2 separate regions of the Homo sapiens genome follow, and region 2 is linked to region 1. A link is a loop called in an ENCODE intact Hi-C map of the cell type or tissue named here. Cell type or tissue: B cell. All regions are shown on one strand.

Region 1 (8,000 bases):
TCTCAGAGCTCTCAGACACTCACGTCCCATGAATCACCTGGAATCTTGTTAAACTGCAGTCTCCATCAGCCAGTCTGGAGTATGGCCTCAGATTCTGCATCTATAACAAACTCCCAAGTGATGACGCAGTGCTCATCCTTGGGCCACACATTTGAGTGGCAAGGGGCTGGAACACGGAGCTTTCAATGTTTCAGCTTCCTACTTTTGGAGAACTTCTATCCACTTAGAGAACATCGCCACAGCCCACCAGTCACTGAGAGCTCAGGGGGAAAACTGTGCTCAGTATTACAGAAGTAAATCCGGCCCCTTCCCTTGGAGGAGCACACCCAGCCAGGTGTTAGGAAACTGAGACTTGAAAACCAGAGCTTGAGGCTCACGACAGTTCTCCGATGAGGTCTTCATAAAATGGCAGACCTTCAGAACTCTAAGCCATGGGTTTAAAAAACCAATAAATGATTGAATAGCTTTCCTTTTGTATAAGTTAACCTTCTAACTTCAACATCTAAACATCTAAAAGCATCTTTTCTTTCTTTCTTTTTTTTTTTTTGAGATGGAGTTTGGCTCTCGTTGCCCAGGCTGGAGTGCAATGGTGTGATATCTGCTTACTGCAACCTCCGCCTCCTGGGTTCAAGTGATTCTCCTGTCTCAGCCTCCCAAGTAGCTGGGATTACAGGCATGCGCCACCACACCTGGATAATTTTGTATTTTTAGTAGAGACGGGGTTTCTCCATGTTAGTCAGGCTGGTCTCAAACTCCTGACCTCAGGAAATCCACCCGCCTCGGCCTCCCAAAGTGCTGGGATTTCAGGCGTGAGCCACTGCACCAGGCTCATACTGTTTTTATGCATGTTATTTATCACATTTTATTAGTAGAAAACTGATTCTGACATAGACTTGCTGCAAAATACAATGTTTTTGTTTCTAGATTATGGTCAAAACTAACTTTTTTTTTCCTGAAGGGAAAATAGGGTAACTTTAAAAAGCCAAGTAAAATTAAACTCTTTCAGAAATCATTTATAATAATTGGCAAATGTTTATGTGCTGACAGCTGTTGTAAAAGTTTTTTAAAAATATCTGATTACTTCAAGTATATCAAAATTCTACCTACAATTGTATTTATATTATTAATTTGCATTAATAATCTGTTTTAATTGGAAAGATGTAAAATTCTAGGTGAATTCTAAATTAGTTGAATTTTAAATAAGGAGTTTTTATAAAATATACTTTAAGTATTTAAATCAAATACGAAACAGTGTCTGCTTGGGTTTAGTTTGGCAATTATTTTGATGTTTAGATTTAATTCAGTCATTTAACTATATGGATTCAGTTTTATTTCAAATAGATTTCAATGTGTATTATGTGAAGAAATTATATATAATACTAAGGTATTATTTATTTAATTAAAGTATTTGAGTTTGTTTCTATGTTCAGCAAGGATAATTCAGCTACGTTTGGTCTGGGTTTGGTTTCTCATTATATAGCCCATACAATAATCATTTTGAAAAGGTTCAGCTTGCATTTGAGAATATTTTTTAATTCACAATAACTTCAGCACTTATCACCTGACATCCTAGGTATGTATACACACACACACACACACACACACACACACACACACACTCACACACCCTCAACTGAGTGCCTGAGTATTGATCCTTGTTCTAATGTAATACAAACTTTCCAGAAGTATCTTAAGCTGTTTCCAGACACGGTCATGAAGAATAGGTTTTCTCTCCCAGCATTGATTCATACACAGTGTGTCCATAGCGTGCCTGTGTGTGACGTGGTCGCATGCTGGCTCGGCACAGGAAATCCACGTTGTCAAATACTGCACTTACCTCCGGTTAGCTGTTGTTTCCTCTCACAGAACTGCAGTTCAAAATACTTGATGAAGCAACTGGACAAATCATTAAGTGTGGTCTTGGCATGTCCAAAGGCTTCTAAGATGCACACGACCTGTGGGAGAGGAGAACATTTTACTGAACTGCTCATATTTTAAGAAATAAAATTGATGAGTAATAGCGACGATGCAGTGAATAATACTTCTTGGTCTGAAAGTTTCTATCCTGCTCATAGAATGCTATATTGAATTTTTAAGACCCCTTTTTCCTCAAAGGCAAGCCACTAGCATCCTATGTCTCAAATTGTGGCTACTGTTCATGAAGCAATAATAGACAGATTGCTTGACGACACTGCACTCTCCTGCACATAAAAGAAGGAAAGCCATTCTCTACACACACAGCCCCAAGCTTAACAAATGTTATCAAGATTTCAAACCTGAATAGAACAGTAAAATAGCGTTTGCATTTTGGAAGGGAAGGAGTCATCTGAATTAATATAGGCAAAAGTCAGAATTCATTTTACAATAATACATTTATTTAAACATTGGCATAGAACATTCCTTTGAATCCTTATTTACTTTCCACTCATACTCTTTTTCAACCCTGACCCCCATTTATCCTCCCTGTACCGTGCTTTTGCCTCACACCAACTATTCTCTTCCACAGGGCAGCGGTGAAACTCCCAGCTGAGCTGCCATGCCGCCTTCTCTCGCTGCCCTGTGCTTTGTTGCAGACTGGCAAGTTTGTGGCTTTGCAACGCTATGATAAAGCTCCTCAGGCCAACCCTGGGGGCTGAAATTCTTCCTTGACATGTTTCCTTAAGCATTCACAGTAGAATAAAAGCCACTGCTTCTTCATCAATTGACTCTGCCTGTGAAGGTGATGGGGACCAAGCAATTCTCCAAAATGTATGAAAATCTGGAGGGTTCAAGGGTATCTCTTGCATGATAGTTATGTTCCATGCGGTTTCTGCATCAGCCACAGGAGGGAGTACAATAACACCTTATTGATACACGGACTAGTTTTCCTGTTCCCTAGTGTTTCTAATAGTGTTTTTTTGAGAACACTATCCTACTTTTTTTTAAGTGCTTTGATCCCACTTTTTTTAAAAAATTTACTTTTTATTTTATTTTTTGAGACAGAGTCTCACTCTGTCATCCAGGCTGGAGTGCAGTGATGTGATCTCGGCTCACTGCAGTGGTGTGATCTCGGCTTACTGCAACCTCTGCCTCCTGGATTCAAGCAATTCTCCTGCCTCAGCCTCTGGAGTAGCTGGGATTACAAGGGCATGCCGTTACACCAGGCCAATTTTTGTAGTTTTAGTAGTAGAGACAGGGTTTCGCCATGTTGGCCAGGCTGGTCTCAAACTCCTGACCTCAGGTGATCCGCCCACCTCGGCCTCCCAAAAAGTGCTGGCATTACAGGCATGAGCCACCACGCGCGGCTGCTTTGATCCCACTTTTAAATTTCCTGGCATCTGCTACATTAAGGTGTTGAATTAACCTGGAAGTATTTTATACTGTGAAAGATTATAAAATAGTTTGACGCTAACCACAAATTAAAAAATGCTACAAGTTGTGATAATAGTGAAGTATGTTAAAACTTCTGTGTTTGAAGTTTGAATTTTGGAGACAAACATATATTAATTCCTTACAAAAACTTTATGGTTTAGGTCTGTATATAATAATCTAATTTTAAAGATGATAAAAGTAAATTGATAGCAGTGATGATAGCAATGTTTTCTGGGAAAAAAATGAAATAGTACTTAGTAACTCTTCGTTTTTGTATCTTTTCCTATAATCTAATATGAAATATGTAGTTATATACATACGGTGAAAATAAGAGGGTAATGATAGCACATTTTAAATATTAATAATATTACATTAAACAATTATTTTTAAAGTCATAAAAATAGGATAATCTTTAAAAATATTTTGCTTCTAGTTATTCTGGTGTTGTGTCTGATAAGTAATGTTTTGATTATTCTTGGAAAAAGGACATTACAGGTAATTAATAACTTGTTCCCCTAACAGTCAATATAGGGAAATGGTTAAATGCATGTGCCTGGGAGTGAGAAGGAGCTACCCCCACACCCCAACACTGCTAATGAGAAATTATGTAACGCTGAGGAGGTCCTCTGAATTCCTCAAACCTCATTTTCCTTAATTCTCACGCTGGAATAACTCCTTCAGTGTTTGTCAGTGTCCGCTGTGTAAAGCACTCAGCTTTACGTCTGGCACAGAGAAAACATTCAGCAAATAACAACAGTGAATTTTACTTTTGTGAATAGCAATAGACAATGTTCCCGTCCTGCTCACTATGTACCAGGCAGTGTTCTAACGGGTGATGTGTCTGTGCATGTGTGTTCTCTGTTAACTCTCGGAACCAGTGTATATTTTACACTGCTTTACAGAAAAAAGGACATAGACCAATTAGTTTTCCCAAGGCTCAAAGGTTGTCAACAATGAAGCTGGGAGTTGAACCCAGGTGAGTTGGCTTTCAGAATCACACACTTAACCACTGCACTATGCAGTAATTACTGCTGAAATACCAATAAAGACATAGAAGGCATGAAACGAATATAAAACTACAACTACTTAACAAAATGTAAATACCCCATGGCATTCTTTCACTGTACGTTGTCATCCATGAGTCAAGATTAAAATGCTAAATAAACTATGCAATAACCAGTTTTTTATCTTTAATTAGCCACTTGGCCGATAGGTGGCACTAAATAAATGTATTAAGAGAAATACTGAGCTAAACAAAACTGGCATTATTCCGCTGCTCACCTTGATTTCAAAAACAACAATGACAACGTTGCACAGTAACAAAATTTAAATAAAAATATAAATGAAGAAAATTAAATATATATATTTTCCTCAATATTTACTTATTCAAATTTTATTGACTTTTTTTTTGTATTTATAATGTATGGTATTTTTTCTATAAATTTATGTCCCTATATAAGTCATGGACTATTATGGTAGGAGTTAATCTACTGTATTTTCTGAAAGTAAAGACTTGTGGCATCCTCTATAAAAAATATTAACTCAATCGATATCAACCCATCAGTCTGCTCTCTGAAAGCTATTGCATAGTGAATGCTTATTTAAGTGATTTCAATGGAATTGAATATTCTTAAAGTTGAAATTCATTTGGACCAGAGTTGGTGAAGGTTCCAGGTAGTTTCTTCCTGAAACATGACTTTTCTGTTCCAATAAATTTAATGTCATGGAAAATGCCCTGCTTCCAATGTTTGAAATTCAAATGCAGGGGTTAGAAACAAAACAGCCCTTCCTAACTGCTCTTAGCTGCTCTGAAACTTTGTGGGGGAACAAAGCCATGTCTGTGGTGATCGGGTTCCATCCGTCCATCTACCCAGTGGGTAAAGTGCACTTGAAGCCCAGGACAAAGGCAGGTGAGCTCATGCAGGCTTTTAAGATGGGCCAAATGAGGTGTAAGACTGACAGAAAGATTTCAGTCACTTCTCGTAAGAATAAGTGTTTGACCTGCATATAATCACCAAAAGTCATTTCTGGACCTCAATGCTGCACTCTCTCACTTACTAGATGTTACCAACTGAATCTTCCTCCTTCTCTCTCTTCTCCCAAAACCTCCTTCAGGGAGAGTACTGTGTGTTGTGACAGTGTGAACTTCTAGTTTCCACCCAAACCCTTTCATTTTGGGTTCTCTGGCTTCCCATACTCCACTGAGATGGCAATCTTTAATTTTAACAATGATGCCATTATTATCAACCACAGGAAGAGTTTCTCTACTCCTCAGTGTCTGCACAATACTACAATGAAGACCACCCCAATACATCCTCACTGATATGGTTTGGCTCTGTTTCCCCACCCAAATCTCGAGTCGAATTGTAATCCCCACATGTCAAAGGAGAGACCCGGTGGGGGGTGATTGAGTCATGGGGGCAGTTTTCCCCATGCTGCTCTCATGATCGTGAAGGCATTCGCATGAGATCTATGGTTTAAAACTGGCAGTTTCCCCTGCGCATGCTCTCTCTCCTGCCATCATGTAAGATGTGCCTTGCTTCTTTCTTCTTCACCTCCTGCCATGACTGTAAATTTCCTGAGGCTTCCCCAGCCATGCAGAACTGTGAGTCAATTAAACCTCCTTTTTTTAAAAAATAAATTTCCTAGTCTCAGGTGGTATCTTTATGGCAGTATGAGAACAGACTAGTACACTGACTTTTCTTTCTCTATCATTCTTTTACTACACATTATTTGGCAACTGCTGATCCAAATGACCCCCAATGAGTATTTTCCTAGGATTTGAGGCAAAATTGTCTCCTTTAGAATGAACCAGGCTCTCTCAGTGGAATGTACAGTTTGTGTGCTTGCTACACACCTGATCCCGCCTGCCAGCACTCCCCATGATGGCCTGTGTGATATTCCAGAATGCAGTCTCACAACCAAATATGGCTAAACCGTGTCTCTAATCAGCACATTGTCCTCTCCTCTTAGGGCCACCTAGTGAACTTTCCTTTCATCTTATCCTGACCCTCAAACTTTCTACTAGATAGCTCCATAAATCAAGGCTGTTCAAGGATGTTCTTTTCTACTCATTTCCTTAATCAGATTTTCCTTTCAGGAAGTATAGGAAGTGCTCACTTAGTATCATCAATAGGTTCTTGGAAATTTCTACTTTAAGCAAAACAACGTACCTTCTAATGCAACCAATTTTATCACAGACTAATTAATATAAACAAGAGTTAAATTCTTACAGCAGACAGGAAATAGTTTTGCTTAAAGTCACAGTTTCCAAGAACCCATCAATGACATTGTGAAGATTTATTGTACTGGTTCATCTCTTAAATATACTTAATTTCACTAAACCCTCTAATTTTATAAAGATTTATGGTAAATTAAAAAATGTATTCAATGCTTGTATTTAATTCCTGTACATATACTCGGATGATTTACAGATATAATGACTGATGATTTTCATGAACATCTTGGACACTGAATGATATTCATGTGGATAATGATCTAAAGGGAAACAATAAAACCACAGCTGACATGGAATTTAAGCCATGCTCAAACCTGGGCAATATTTTTTCATGAGACTAGAAGTCATTTATTTATGAATCTTTTATGTGTCATGAGGAGTGAATAAAACACACAAGTTAACTAGAATTAGTTTTACTTGAAATATGCACTGATATTATAATCTGGACTCCCAGATGCTAACTGATTTGGGAGGGTTATATCTACCTGATCCAAAGGAATGCACTTTAGAATGTATTTGTTTGAACTAAAATTTAAAGCCAATTTACATAAGGTAATAGAGAATGCATTACAGAAATTATACAGCCTGCTGTCTCCCAGATGATCATTTTAATAGATGATTGTATATAATTTAGAGGGGAAACTATTGTTCCTTTTCATTATGAGTAAGTCATCAGTTTCTGTTATTTCCGTTAGTTAACTTGAGGCTATTTTATAACCATGTTGTTTTACACGTACTCTAACTCTTAAGTGTCAGTTGTCAGGATATTAACATATTTGAACAAAGAAGATAGGTTATGCTATTCTCCCAAATTGACTCTCAATATTAAATTATTTTGACCGGCCAGGTGCAGTGGCTCATGTCCGTAATCCCAGCACTTTGGGAGGCTGAGGTGGGTAGATCACTTGAGGTCAGGAGTTCAAGACCAGCCTGGCCAACATGGTGCAACCCCATCTCTACTAAAAACTACAAAAATTAGGCAGGTGTGGTGGCACACGCCTGTAATCCCAGCTGCTTGGGAGGCTGAGGCAGGAGAATTGCTTGAACCTGGGAAATGGAGTGAGCAAAGATTGTGCCACTATACTCCAGCCTGGGTGACAGAGCAAGACTCCATTTCAAAAAAAAAATTATTTTGAGCTTGTTGTAGAATTATGCAGGTGCTCAATATGGTATGAGCTTAATAAATGGTTATAAATTAAAGTCATTAATGAACACACATGATACCACAGATATTCAAAAAACTAATTATGCATTCTTTTTAAAGAGAAAAGTCTACAGAATCAGACATAAGCTTGGGGATCTATTAGAGAAGAATAAATTTTAAAATTACTTATAATTCACAAGTATAAAATATGCAAAATAATACTAATTTATTAATTAAAAATCAGTTATTCTCATTTCTAAATAAGGA
Region 2 (8,000 bases), 570 kb after region 1:
ATAGTATAAATACATTGTTTCTTTGTTGACTTTCTGCCTTGATGGCCTGTGTAGTTCTGTCAGTGGAGTATTGGAGTCCCCCACTATTATTGCGTTGTTGTCTATCTCATTTCTTAGGTCTAGTAGTAATTGTTTTATAAATTTGGGAGCTCCAGTGTTAGGTGCATATATTTAGGATGGTGATATTTTCCTGTTGGACTAGTTCTTTTATCATTGTATTATCCTCCCTCTTTGTCTTTTTTAAATGCTGTTGCTTTAAAGTTTGTTTTTTTTTTTGTGTTACAAGAGTGGCTACTCCTGCTCGCTTTGGTGTCCATTTGCATGGAATATCATTTTTCACCCCTTTACCTTAAGTTTATGTGAGTCCTTATGTGTCAGGTGACAGCAGATACTGAAGACAGCGGATACTTGGTTGGTGAGTTCTTATCCATTCTGCTATTCTGTATCTTTTAAATGGAGCATTTTAGACCATTTACATTCAATGTTGGTATTGAGATGTGAGGTACTGTTCTATTCATCGTGCTATTTGTTGCCTGAACACCTTGGGAGTTTTTTATTATTTTTTATTGTGTTTTTTTTATAGGTCCTGTGAGATTAATGCTTTAAGGAGGTTCTATTTTCATGTATTTTGAGGATTTGTTTCAAGATTTAGGACTCCTTTTAGTAGTTCCTGTTGTGTTGGCTTGGTAGTGGTGAATTCTCTCAGCATTTTTTTGTCTGAAAAAGACTGTATCTTTCCTTCATTTATGAAGTTTAGTTTTCCTGGAAACAAAATTCTTGGCTGATAATTGTTTTGTTTGAGGAGGCTGAAGATAGGGCCCCAATCCCTTCTAACCTGTAAGGTTACTGCTGATAAATCCACTGTTAATCTGATAGATTTTCCTTTATAGGTTACCTGTTGCTTTTGTCTCACAGCTCTTAAGATTCTTTCCTTCATCTTGACTTTAGATAAGCTGACGACTATGTACCTAGGCAGTGATCTTTTTGCAATAAATTTACCAGGTATTCTTTGAGCTTATTGTATTTGGATGTCTAGATCTCTATCCCAGCTGACAAAGTTTTCCTTGATTATTCAAGGAAAATACGTTTTTCGAACTTTCACATTTCTCTTCTTCCTCAGGAACACCAATTATTCTTAGGTCTGGTTGTTTTACATAATCTCAAATTTCTTAGAGGCTTCGTTCATGTTTTAAAGTTCTTTTTTATTTTGTCTTTGTTGGATTGGGTTAATTTAAAAACCTGGTCTTCGAGCTCTGCAGTTCTTTATTCTGTTTGTTTGATTCTATTGCTGAGTGCTTCCAGTGCATTTTGCATTTCTCTAAGCATGCCCTTTATTTCCAGAAGTTGTGATTCCTTTTATTTATGCTCTCAATTTCACTGAAGATTTTTCCCTTCACATCTTGTATCCTTTCTTTGATTTCATTAAGTTGGACTTCACCTTTCTCTGGTGCCTTTTTGATTAGCTTAATACTCGATCTTCTGAATTCTTTTTCTGACAATTCAGCGATTTCTTCTTGGTTTGGATTCAATGCTGATGAGCTAGTGTGATCTTTTGGGGGTGGTAAAGAACTTGTTTCATCATATTCCCAGAATTGTTTTTCTGGTTTCGTCTCATTTGGGTAGGCTACGTCAGAGGGAAGATCTGGAGCTCAATAGCTACTGTTCAGATTTCTTTGTCCAACAGGGTGCTCCCTTTTTCTCTTTTTTTTTTTTTTTTTTTTTTTTTTTTGAGATAGAGTCTTGCTCCATCCCCCAGGCTGGAGTGCAGTGGCGCGATCTTGCTCACTGCAAGCTCCGCCTCCTGGGTTCATGCCATTCTCCTGCCTCAGCCTCCTGAGTAGCTGGGACTACAGTGCCCCCCACCACACCCGGCTAATTTTTTGTAATTTTTTTTTTTTTAGTAGAGATGGGGTTTCACCGTGTTAGCCAGGATGATCTTGATCTCCTGACCTCATGATCCGCCCACCTCGGCCTCCCAAAGTGCTGGGATTACAGCCATGAGCAATTGCGCCAGGCCACGGTGCTCCCTTGATGTAGTGCTCTCCCCCTTTCCTAGGGATGTGGCTTCCTGCGTGTTGAACTGTAGTAATTGATATGCCTCTTTTTGATCTAACCACCCAGAGGAGCTACCGGGCTCTAGGCTGGTACTAGGGGGTGTCTGCACAGAGTCCTGTAATGTGAACTGTCTTCATGTCTCTCAGCTGGGAATAGCAGTGCCTGCTCTGGTGGAGGTGGCAGGGGAATGAAATGGACACTGTGAGTTGTAGTTTTGTTTATTGCACTATTTTTGTGCTGGTTGACCTCTTGCCAGGAGGTGTTGCCTTCAAGAGAGCATCAGCTGTGATAGTATAGGGTGGATCAGGCAGTGGGTGGGGCCCTAGAGCTCCCAAGAGAATAAGTCTTTTGTCTTTGGTTACCAGGGCAGGTAGAGAAAGACCAACAGGTGGGAGCAGGGTTAGGCCTGCCTGAGCTCAGACTCTCCTTGACCGGGGCTTGCTGTGGCTGCTCTGGGGGATGGGGGCATGGTTCCTCAGGCCAATGGAGTTATGCTCCCAGGGGGATTCTGCCTGCCTCTTCTATGTCATGCAGGTTGTCAGGGAAGTGGGGAAAGTTGGCAATTACACCCCTCACCCAGCTCCCCATGCAACTCAAGGGCCAGTCTCATTCCTACTGTGCTCCCCTCAACAGCAGGGAGTTTGTTTCCAGACAGTGGGTGAGCAGGGCTGACAACTTGCCTCAGGCTACCAGCCTCCTGGCTGTGAAAGCAAGCAGGGCTTTCAGATCTTGTGCCTCCCCACCTACTGCAGCTTCTGTGCTTTGTCTGCACTCCTGATTCACCCCCTTCCCTGAGTTCTGTCCAGGAAACTTTGCGTTCCATTGAAATTGTTACAAAATTCAGCTGGAAGTTTCCTTCTCCCTGTGGTCTTTTCCCAGTTCTTCTTGCAGCCCTCCCCAAAGACCTCTGAGAGAAAAAGTCAGAAATGGCTTCCCTGGGTACCGAGAGAGCCCACAGGGTGCTTTCTGCTGATTCTTCTACCTTTGTATTTCACTCAGCTCTCTAAATTGTCTCAGCTTTAGGGAAGGCCAAATCCTTCTTCCGTGATCTGGACCGTCAGGATCCCCAGTGAGGGTGCATGTTTGGGGATGGACGGGCCCCCTTGTATACTTTCACACTTTGGGTACTCACAGTTTGGGGGCTGCCTCCTGGAGCCTGCAGGAGCAATCTGCTTCCTTCAAAGTGTCTGTGGATTCTCTTGGCTCTCTTGGTATTTTCCTGTGGTAGTTCTTGGAGCAAAAGTTCGCGATGTGAGTCTCCACATGCTGCTTTTTCCATCCAAGTGGGAGTTGCAATTTAGTCCTGCCTCCTAGCCACCATTTTCCTCTAGAAAAAAACAACATGTCAAACTTATTACCCAAGAGGAAACACTAGCTGACAGTATAAAGAGCTTCAAAGAATTTAAGAATTAATGGATAGTAGATCCATAATAGATCACTAAATAAAACCACAGTGGTGGCTGCAAACTCCTGATATTCAAGGTTGACATTGGGAGCCAGGAAATAAATCCCTGGAGGTTGTAAGCAGAAGCAGAACCCCCGGAGTGTATGCAGCAGAAACCCACACGGATGGATATATTGCTGTGGGCTGAATTGTGCCCCCATCCGTATTTGAAGCTGTAAACCTCAATATGATAATATTTGGTGCCACAACCTTTAAAGAGGTAATTTCGGTTAAAGGTGATAAGATTGGGCACTAGTCTAATAGGATTAATGTTGAGAAAGAGACAGCAGAGACGCAGCACAGAGAAAAAGCCTTTTGTGAACACAGCAGGAGGAGAGCAATCTGCAAGCCAAGGAGAGAGGTCTCAGAAAAAAACAAACCCTGGTGACTCCTTGCGTTCAGATATCTGGCTTCCGGAACCATGAGAAAATAAGTCTCTGGCTGAGCATGGTGGCTCACACCTGTAATCCCAGCACTTTGGGAGGCTGAGGCAGGTGGATCACTTGAGGCTAAGAGTTTGAGACCAGGCTGGCCAACATGGTGAAACCCTGTCTCTACTAAAAATACAAAATCAGCCAGGCGTGGTGGCAGGTGCCTATAATCCCAGCTACTCAGGAGGCTGTGGCATGAGAATTGCTTGAACCTGGGAGGTGGAGGTTGCATTGAACCAAGATCTTGCCACTGCACTCCAGCCTGGGAAACAGAGTGAGACTCTGTTTCAAGAAAAAGAAAAAAAAAGAAAAGAAAAAGAAAAAGATAATAGGTCTGTTTTAGTTAAGCCATCCAGTTTGTGGTATTTTGTCATGGCAGTCTTCGCAGATGAATACATATACCATACAACACAGTATAAACATAACACAATCTTATTAGCTGATTTTACAAGCAACTCACGACAATGAGGGCAATCAAGAAAACAAGGAGTGGCATTAAGGCAAGCATTTTTTCTTCCTATTTGAATTATTATGAATGCTATCATTGATGTAAAACATGGGAAATTCCCTATAATGGAGCTCACAAAGCCAATTCGCCAGCAAGCTGCCAATTAATGAATATTTCTGTAGTTAAAGGATCATCAGTTTCTGGCCTCAAATTTCTCCTAATTGGTGTGAATAATAATAGGAGGATAAAGACAGCAGGGTATGCTCTGCATTTCCAAAGAGGTGAGAAGAGAGGTGACGGACTTGAAGTGAGGGACTCAGTTCAAATTGCCTGGAAGTGGGGACCTTGTCCTCACCATCTTTGTATCCCCAACTCAAAAGCTTTACTGAACCCAGCTATTCTAAAATTAATTTGATGAGTGGCTAAGGAATTAGATTAACTGGTACTAAGCGTTAAGCTTCAGAGCACACTATGAAACTTGGCAGAGTGGTGAGGGCCCACCGCCGAGATCCAGTCAGGAGGCTCACCAAAGGGTGACACGCAGAGGCTGCCACTGCAGTGTCCTTGCTTTGTCTTCTTAGGTAAATAAGTCTTTGCTTCTCACCCTCCACCCCCTTGCTATAGCCCTATGTGGAAACTACTTCCTGTTTTAAACAACTCACAGCCACAGCAGAACAAAAACGATTCACAATCTCTGAGTGCCTAGAAGTGTTTCATATTGTATAATACGTGAAAATGAGAAATTTAAAAGCACTTTTAGAATTGGGAGATGTTTTCTTCATTGAATATGTTATATAATCATTATTTCATTTATTTAATTAATTTTTGAGAACAAATACAAGAATTTATGTTTGCTTAGCATTTGACAGTTTTAAAACACTATGCAGACATTGTTTTTGGATCTCTATGCAGTTCTGTAAGGAACAAAGATTGGAATTTCATTCAGATTTATGGATAAGAAAGCTCAGGGGGAAAAGAATAAGGGAAGAGCAGCCCAAGGCCACTTAGTGAGCTTTGCACCCAGAGCTTCAGCACAGACTCCTGGGCAAGACCAGGAAACTATTTAAGGAAAGCAAAGCTTATTTAGATGTCAATTTACATATTTGCTGTTTTTCTTCCTGTAAGAGAAATAATAGCTCTCAGGATGTAAATGTGCCACTTCAAGGCAAAATAGGGTAGCCATAAGTGATAAACTGTCTAATATATCAAATTCATGGTGATATGAAAGTGTCAACAATGATATTTGCTTACTGGAGTGTGTGTGTGTGTGTGTGTGTGTGTGTGTGTGTGTGTAAGTATGAATATTTTCCTCCCAGAACCACTGCTAGAAACACAAAAATATTTTGGTGGGAAAAAAAATGTAAGTAAATGTTGGCTGGTGAGACTCAGAGAGGGCAGGATACGGTGAAAAGCATATCCTGCAAAGCAAAAGACCAGTGATTGCCTTGATACCCTGGAGACTATGGAGGCAATGGGAAAAGAAGAGAGGTAAAGTGAGGAAAGAAGCCAGGGAGATGTGGGCCACAAGTCCGTAGAGGTGATTGTCATCTGGGAATGTCATGAACCCTCATGATCCTCTGAATTTTCAAAAAAAAAAAAAGAAAGAAATCACAAAATGCTTAAGAATGGTGGATTTGAAATATAACTTGATGAGTGAGATTAAGCCCTGCATCCAGGCTACAATAGGAGAAGGAAAGAGTGTTACGACAAGGAAAAATAGAAGCAAAAGGAAGCATGATGAGGTAGAGCGCTGGGATGTTAGGGACCATGGAATTAGATTCCGGAAAAGGTACGCAATTTCTGAAAGGCAGGGAGGCTCCAGATGGCATACAGATGGATGGATTGGTGGGCGGACAGATGGAAAGATGAGTTGATGAGAGGCAGACAGATCAATAGTTAAATGGTTATCACTATATTAGACTTAGATGCATTGGAAATTAATGTATACCTAAGAATAGTAAGAAGATTCTGAACATCATGAAAAGTTTCCGAATTTAAGCTAGGGAAGGCCTGAAAGAAGTCATTCAGTTTGATAGTTTGATATTAGAAGGTGTTGGTGATCTCAGCACATTTTGAGAAAGATTGGCTCCGTTGGTGAGGCACCCACGATGTCACCCATACACCTTTTCTTCTGTGGGTGTCCTTTGATTAAGCAAACTACGGAACACTATTTCTCTTTCCGTGGAACATATCTAGGCCAAAGTGATTAAAATGAGGATAGTTGCACACTAGATCTCACTCCTGAAGTTTCATTTTCCCTTCCACAAAAGAAAAGGCTAAAATTCTTTTCTATGTGAAAGTTACAGCAGATTTTAAAATGTGATTCTTTAAAAAACCATCTCATTAGTCACTGACAGTAAAAAATCACCTCCTGTTGGTCTCAATCAAACATTTTAAAGGCTATATCTGATTTTACAGTATTTAAAATCTGTTCTTAAACATTTACTATTGCTAGCCCATAGCTCTTCTTTTTTCTTGCATTTCTAAGTAAGCATTAGTGTCCAGAGTAACACAAATGAAAAACAGACCAATATCAGGGGCTCATGATCATAACTGGTCTCAGCTGAGTATGAGCGGCCTGTGATGCAAATGTAATGAGTGCTTAGGACAAGGGTGATGAAGCAGAAAGCTTAACAAACTGCACTCAGATTGCCTGGCTCTGCATTCTAGATACACTTCACACTAGTTTTTGAGACCTTGGGCAAGATATATAACTTCTCTATGGCACTATTTCCTCATCTGTAAAATACAGTTAATAACAGCATCTGCCCCATGAGTTGTTACAAAAATCAAATTAGATTTAAATAATAAAAAGTCATGGATGAGGAAAAAAGTCTGCAAAACTCATATCTGACAAAGAACTTGCCTCCAAAATATACAAAGAATTCTTAAAACTTAACACTAAGAAAACAACTCAATGAAAAAGTGGGTAAAAGATCTAAACTGGTATCTCACCAAAGAAGATATACAGATGGCAGAAAAGCATATGAAAGATGCTAACATCATATGTCACTAGAGAATTGCAAATTAAAACAACAATAAAACACTTCTCTTCACCTGTTAGAATGTCTTAAATCTGAAACAACAATATTAAAGGCCGGTGAACATGTGGAGCAATGGAAACTCTCATTCCTTGCTTGTGGGAATGCAAAATGATAACAGCTACTTTGGAAGGCAAGTTGGCAGTTTCTTGCAAAGCTAACTGTAGTCTGGCCATCTGATCCAGCAGTCGTGCTACACAGTATGAGGTTATTTGTCCAAATAAGTCAAAAACTTACATCCACACAAAATCCTACTTTTACAGCAGCTTTATTCATAATTGCTGAAAATTAGAAGCAACCAAGATGTCCTTCAACAGGTGAATGGATAAACAAATTGTGGATTATGCACACAATGGAATACTACTTGGCAATAAAAAGAAATGAGATATCGAACCATGAAAAGACATGGAGGAACATTAAGTGAAGATTGCTAAGTGAAAGAAGACAATCTGAAAAGGCTACATACAATTATTGCGACTGTATGACATCCTGAAAAAAGCAAAATGATGGAGGTGGTAACATATCAACGATTGCCATGGGTTTGAATGCGAGGAGAGAGGATGATGAGGTAGAGCTCAGGG

Evidence for each region. A loop is a pair of places that touch in the nucleus more often than their neighbours do. Peaks named below come from ENCODE experiments on the same cell type or tissue, not always from the same donor. Only the 100,000 strongest peaks of a DNase experiment are listed, where the experiment ranks them.
Region 2: it touches region 1 in a loop (19-fold over the local background); 77 of 110 quality-filtered maps call a loop at or near these places.

The regions. Positions count from the first base shown.
Region 1 is chr13:108,891,971-108,899,970 of GRCh38, reverse strand. MYO16 (myosin XVI) reads right to left here. Exons shown (of 35, transcript NM_001198950.3): 15 at 1,838-1,955. Among named protein-coding and RNA genes, the nearest start is that of MYO16-AS2, 210 kb to the left of the region's middle. In B cell, a CTCF peak has its summit at 4,559 (motif pointing right); a DNase peak (open chromatin) is centred at 4,550; H3K27me3 peaks cover 440 bases.
Region 2 is chr13:108,323,467-108,331,466 of GRCh38, reverse strand. LOC105370355 (a long non-coding RNA gene) reads right to left here and starts at 3,438. Exons shown (of 3, transcript XR_007063863.1): 1 at 3,188-3,438. RefSeq lists an enhancer at 4,216-4,848. In B cell, no CTCF peak of the experiment used is centred here; a DNase peak (open chromatin) is centred at 4,986; H3K27me3 peaks cover 876 bases.